Regions from separate parts of the Mus musculus genome. Here region 1 is linked to region 2. Evidence: chromatin loops called from intact Hi-C (ENCODE). Cell type or tissue: left cerebral cortex. All regions are shown on one strand. Each heading gives the region's core, and the rest is flanking DNA. Links, peaks and the distances in the headings are about the cores only.

Region 1 (2,936 bases), core at 311-2,810, 210 kb after region 2:
TTCTTGGGTGTTAAAACAAGTTTGAACATCAGAGAAGTTCTCTTGTGGAATAATTGCATATTGTGACATTAACAGGTATTCACAAGGAGATTTTTCACTTTCAAGGAAATTGGTCAATAACAAATGAATCCTTTCTGTTTGTGGTGGCCCTTGCCCTATAGTGACTGAAGTGAGATAGTGATTCTTCATTTCATGGCCAAGTACAATGGTGAGGTATCTCCAGATGGCTTACTCTTGTCAGGCACATTCATTACTCTCTCTTCTTTGCTTTTAGTTAAATTGCACAGAGACTATCCTGGAAAATTACCATAATGCACCATGATCTTTAAGAATGGCTCAACATCCTGTGTTAATTTCAAATGTGTCAATATTTTGTAGTAAGAATACCTGGTTGTGAATGAGAAGAAAAGAGCATAAAACTTAATATCTCTAAGTCTGTAAAATATCTGTGGAATAAAAATGATACATTAACTACATTTCTTTTGATTTGAACATCAGCTGTAGTACTGGATTTCAGTTGTTTCAAATGTGTCTGTCTTAATCTTACTTTATTCTCAGATGCACTAAATCCACTTCTTGTGGATTCAAGTGTTCACTGTATGAGGTAAATTAACTCTTCCAGTGCTCAGGGGCACCAATTAATGCCCCTGAGGAGGTAAATTACTAAATGGTACCCTGCTGTTCTGAAAGACTGAAATTGCCTCCATTGGTTTTGTGGCTTCGTGGCAGAGACTAGATTCTTCTCAGTGCTCTGTAGGACAGGTTCTGTTCTTGAGTGGAGAATTGAATTGCATCTGATCGTAAGGTCAAGGGATCAGAAATAAAAGATAAAATAGTCATGATTAGACAATGAGAAGATATAAATGCCTGTAACCAAATTTCAAATGATGATTAAAAATATAACACAGAACAGACTTTCATCAAGTGTTACATAGTTAAGCTTCTTTGAGCCCACTGAGAATTTGAGATTTGAATTTTGGTTTTAAGGTGGAATCTATCTATTATCATTATGAAGAATCTGTATTCCTATGGGTGCCATGGAAATATTATACCTTAGCAATATCAATTACACTTTCCTCAATTTATTCAAAGTATGAAAATATATACATAGAAACGCAAAGGACATATTAACTTATTTGAGATGATCTCATTTTATTTTTTAATTTTCACAATCTGTATTTTTTGGGGTAAAGGGTTAAATTCTATTTTTTCTATTCCAAATATTATTGGTTTTTTTTTTTTTGAAACAGAATTAAAGTACATCCTTTCAGTATGTGGTTGAGTGGCAGTATAAATGACCATACCATTTTAATTTCCTGTTCTTTTATGCTAAAGATATCGGGCCTCCTTTGATTCATAAAAAGCCTCTTTAAGCATGCCTTAATTGTTTCTTTGATTCTATTTGTTGAGAGTATAAGATTGTACTATATTTAAAAAGATATTCTTTGGGCAAATCTAGTAATAAACGTACTCAAGAAGAAAGTAAGATCAACTTTCTTACTTCCTTTTTTTTTTTTCCTTACAGAAATTTAAGTATTTGGTAACTATCAAACACAGGAAGAACAAGAGAGAAACAAAAAAGCACTGTGGTTTTTTAGTCTCACAAGGCCCATGATAACAACCCACAGACCATATGGAGCTTAAGAGGAAGGAAAACCAGGGTGTGAAAACTTCAGTCCTGCATTGAGGGGGAACAGGATGGTGGTGGAGGGAGGGAGGAGCTGGGAGGAATAGAGGAGGTGGAGGAAAGAAGGGGGGCAGTATCAGGTACTGGACTGGACAGAAGAGAGGCATAAGGGGTCAGATATCTAATAAAAATATCTAGCAGGGCAGGGATGAGGAACTGCGGATACCCACTGTAGGGTCCCAGATGCCAGGGAACCGAGAGGCTCCCAGGACCCAACAGAGATGATTTTAGCAAATAAGGGGAGATAGAACCTGTCAAGACCAGGTACAAGTAGATAGGCATGTTTCCCAGTGGTGAGATGGAGCCACACACGCATCTGAAAGCTTTTAAACCTGAAATGTTTCTGTCCAAAGGAAGAACAGGGACAAAAATGGAGCAGAAACTGAAGGATGGGGCATCCAAAGACTGCCCTGCCTGGCTTCCATTCTGTATGCACACACCAAACCCAACACTGTTGCAGTTTGCAAGGGATAGTCACTGACAGGAACCTGGTATGACTGCTCCTTGGGAGGTTCAGTCAGGAACTGACCAATACAGATGTGGATGCTTGGAGGCAATTATCAGACTGAGCTCAGGGACTGGTGGAGGAGCTGGCAGAAAGGACCGAATGAGATGAGGGGGATTGTAATCCCATAGGAAGAACAACATCAGCTAGCTGGACCACCCACTGCTCCCAGGGACTAGACCATCAACCAACAATGTACAGGAAGGGATCCATTGCTCCAGATACATAGGTAGCAGAGGATGGCCTTATCTGACATCAATGGGATGGGAGACCCTTGGTCCCATGGAGGTTTTACACCACAGTTTAGGGTAGGCATCGGGCTGGAGAGGGTGGATGGATGAGGGAGCACCTTCGTAGAGGCGAAGTGGAGGGAAGAGAGGGAGGTTGAGGGATGGGGGTCTTGAGGAGGGGTAATCTGGAAGTGAGATATCATTTGATATGTAAATGAATAGAATGATTAATAATAATAATTAATAATAATAATAATAATAAAAGAGTTTAAAAAAGCCATATTGCTAATTGTCACATTCAGAAAATTTCTGTGAGGAACACAATCAGCTATCAAAGGGAGACAGTAGTGGGCTAGGGTGGTAGGGGAAATTGGGAGATATAGAGGACCCCCACTGTAAGTTCTATTAATTGTCTTTCTCTTCTCCCAATGATCTATCATCTATGTAACTCTGCTTTCTCTGTTTGAGATTTCTTATTCTATCTATAGGTATCATGTGTCTTCAAAAATACACA
Region 2 (2,936 bases), core at 109-2,608:
ATATTATTATTCCACTGTATAAAATATTAAGAGCAGCCATGAAATATGTTTTGCATGTTTTGATGAGCAATCATCGCCAGTACTATGATTAGTAATATTCGGATATATTCCCCAAGTATCCTTCAGGAAATTCTTTGCAGTGTTTAAAGATAGAGATGCAAAAAAAGGAGATAACTAAGTTGTAGTGAACTTGAAACTTTAATTTATTCTCAGAATACAAACAAACCTAAAAAAAATGAGTGTTGTTTTTATCTGTGTTGATTGTATGCACTAAAACGGAAATTATAAAGCTACCATTAGTAAATTATTTTGATGGAATTTCACTTTAAAATGTGATTGTATAGTAGTATAGAATTTGCTCCCCCTTTTTGTACAGACCTACTAAAAGTTAAAATATGTCATACATTCCTATCAGAGTCCTTACTTCCCAGTAGCTTCCAGAATTCTGTATCTCATCTTTCGGTATGCCTGAGTAGAAAAAGGTCAGTCTAAAATTTAACCATGAATCCACAATTTTGTATTTGCCCTTATTGCACTGGTATAGTTCAAAGATTCAAAAGTTGTTATTTCAAAAAATATGAGCTTAGTTTTCACTACTTAGAATTCATTGAAGAATAACACAATGATCACTATGTTTAAAATTTTTGTGTTTGAGCTTTAGGGTTTATTTAGTTGTTATTTCATAACTAAACTAATTAAAATATATATATATTGGGTTTAGATAAGGTTTTATTACATTTGAATATAAACTCTGAAACACAAATATAAGTTGCCCTAAAACATCAAAGTGAGGTTAATAATGAGTGATACATAAATTTACTGATGAGCTTGAATTTTCAAATTTATTTCATTTTTATACATAATGAAAATATGCATTTTATGTTGTATTTCGTATCACTGCATGACGGTTATGTTTTTAATACATAGAAATGTTCAAAGCAGAAATATAGTAACTCCATGAATCTAAGTTAATGAACAGCTCAACCAGGAGGGGTCATCATGACACAGAAAGTAGTAGAAAACCCTAAAAGGAATAGTCTGTGTATTCTGTGCTTAGAAAATATGAGGGCTATGCTCAAACACCCTGCTTCAGAATAAGTTTGTGGTATAGAGAGTAATTCTTGCATAGATGATTAATATTTTGAGTTTCATATTATACATTTCCGGTGAACCCTTACTTAAGGCTTGTTTCTTTTTGCTGATCTGGGCATGTATATACAGGCTCCTCATCGTATGTTTGTAGACATATTTCATTTTAAATTAAAAGAAACTTACCTTTATTTTGAATAAAATATGATCTATTTATATGTGATAATAAGAATGATGCAATCCTGGTCTGAGAAATGCATGCTTCCTTTCCTGTGAAGGCTCATATGAGACGCTAAGAAGGAGCACTTCACCACTAGGGGGTAAATTGATTAGACCATGCTTTTAAGACTTACAGAGCTGCCCTAAATGATAAGGGGCTTAAACTAGGACTTAGTAAGTTTGATCCTTAAGTATGACTGACTTTTTTCTTATGTATTTACTAATAAAGGCTAATTTATGTGATTCCTATGAAGCCATTCTCATATGATTTACCTAACTCTCATATTACAAAATGTGTTTTGCATGCATGTAAATAATGTCCTACAAATACACTGTGCATTTAGCATATATAAACACATGCTTATATATTGTTTAAATATATCACAAAATATAGAAGCATAAAACATATGATATCATATAGATATCAATAGAGATGTAAATATGTACATAATTAATTGTTATAGAAATATTTATGATTTTTATTATATTATTAAGGTTATAGCTAGGCCTTTTTCTGTACAGCTTCAAGTGACTGTCATAAAATCCATGAGAATAGTCTATAGATTATTATTACTGAACACATATATTTTCATCTACATGGTATTTTCAAATATAATGTACAAAAATAATATGAAATCAAATGTCACTTTACTTCTACTTCAAACAGAATAACAAGTTTGTTAGCAAAGAAAATTTTAACTGAAAACATGATTTTGAGAAGCAAGACTCATAGGGAGAAGGGTTATGTAATTTTTAGATAATGCAAATCAGTAAAAAGAAAAGTGATAACTGATCAGAGATAAATACATATCTTGTTTTATAGGCATTGACACTGATACTCAGTGTCAATATGATAATTCTTATGTTTTGCTCCTTTGCCACTAGGTATAACTAATTTTTATAAAAATATGCTCCCATGTATTTAATACATTTTCATATAATCTAATTTAAACATATACGGAGAGAAATATATGCATATATATATATATATTTCATCATTTGTGAGATTTTCAAAGTATTATGTACACTATATCTTCATTTTTTATAATGTCTTTTCTTTATTATTTTGAGTAGCACTAATTTCAGGTTCTATAATTTCTTTAAGCTTCTATTTCATTTGTTTGGATTAATAAATCCTATTAGCAAAAATGTATTTAAAATCTTTAAAAGTGAACAAATTATCCTTTGTGTCTGATAAATTTTATACTGATTGAAAGATAAAGAGCCCGTGATGTCCAATCAATTTTCATTTAAAAGTGATATATTTATTTGTTACAAATACAGTAAATAATATACATATATTCTCTGTTTAAAATTCTTAAGCAAAATCTAGTATTTAATATTATTAAAATTCTTAAATATAGGCTAGAGAAATTGCTGATTTACTAAACTACATCTTGTGCAAGCAAGAGGACCTGAGTTTGGATGTCCAGAACCAACATAAGTGAAGATTTCATAGTACACATCTGTAAGTCTACTGTTGGTGGAATGAAGACAAATATATTTCCAGTGAATACTCAACAGTCAATGTAGCCAACCATTGAGCTCCAAGTTTAGTGAGATGCACAGTTTCAATAGCAGTAGCAAATATGTAATAGAAGAAGGCTTGTCATTCTGATTTTCATATA

What was found. Hi-C counts contacts between places; a loop is a spot of excess contacts. Peaks named below come from ENCODE experiments on the same cell type or tissue, not always from the same donor. Only the 100,000 strongest peaks of a DNase experiment are listed, where the experiment ranks them.
Region 1: it touches region 2 in a loop (8-fold over the local background); 2 of 42 quality-filtered maps call a loop at or near these places.

What each region holds. Positions count from the first base shown.
Region 1 is chr6:45,270,087-45,273,022 of GRCm38, forward strand. The region is part of intron 1 of Cntnap2 (contactin associated protein-like 2); the gene reads left to right. Among named protein-coding and RNA genes, the nearest start is that of Cntnap2, 210 kb to the left of the region's middle. In left cerebral cortex, for the core only: no CTCF peak of the experiment used is centred there; a DNase peak (open chromatin) is centred at 1,661.
Region 2 is chr6:45,061,406-45,064,341 of GRCm38, forward strand. The region is part of intron 1 of Cntnap2 (contactin associated protein-like 2); the gene reads left to right. Among named protein-coding and RNA genes, the nearest start is that of Cntnap2, 2.8 kb to the left of the region's middle. In left cerebral cortex, for the core only: a CTCF peak has its summit at 1,376; DNase peaks (open chromatin) are centred at 1,045 and 1,342; H3K4me3 peaks cover 1,348 bases.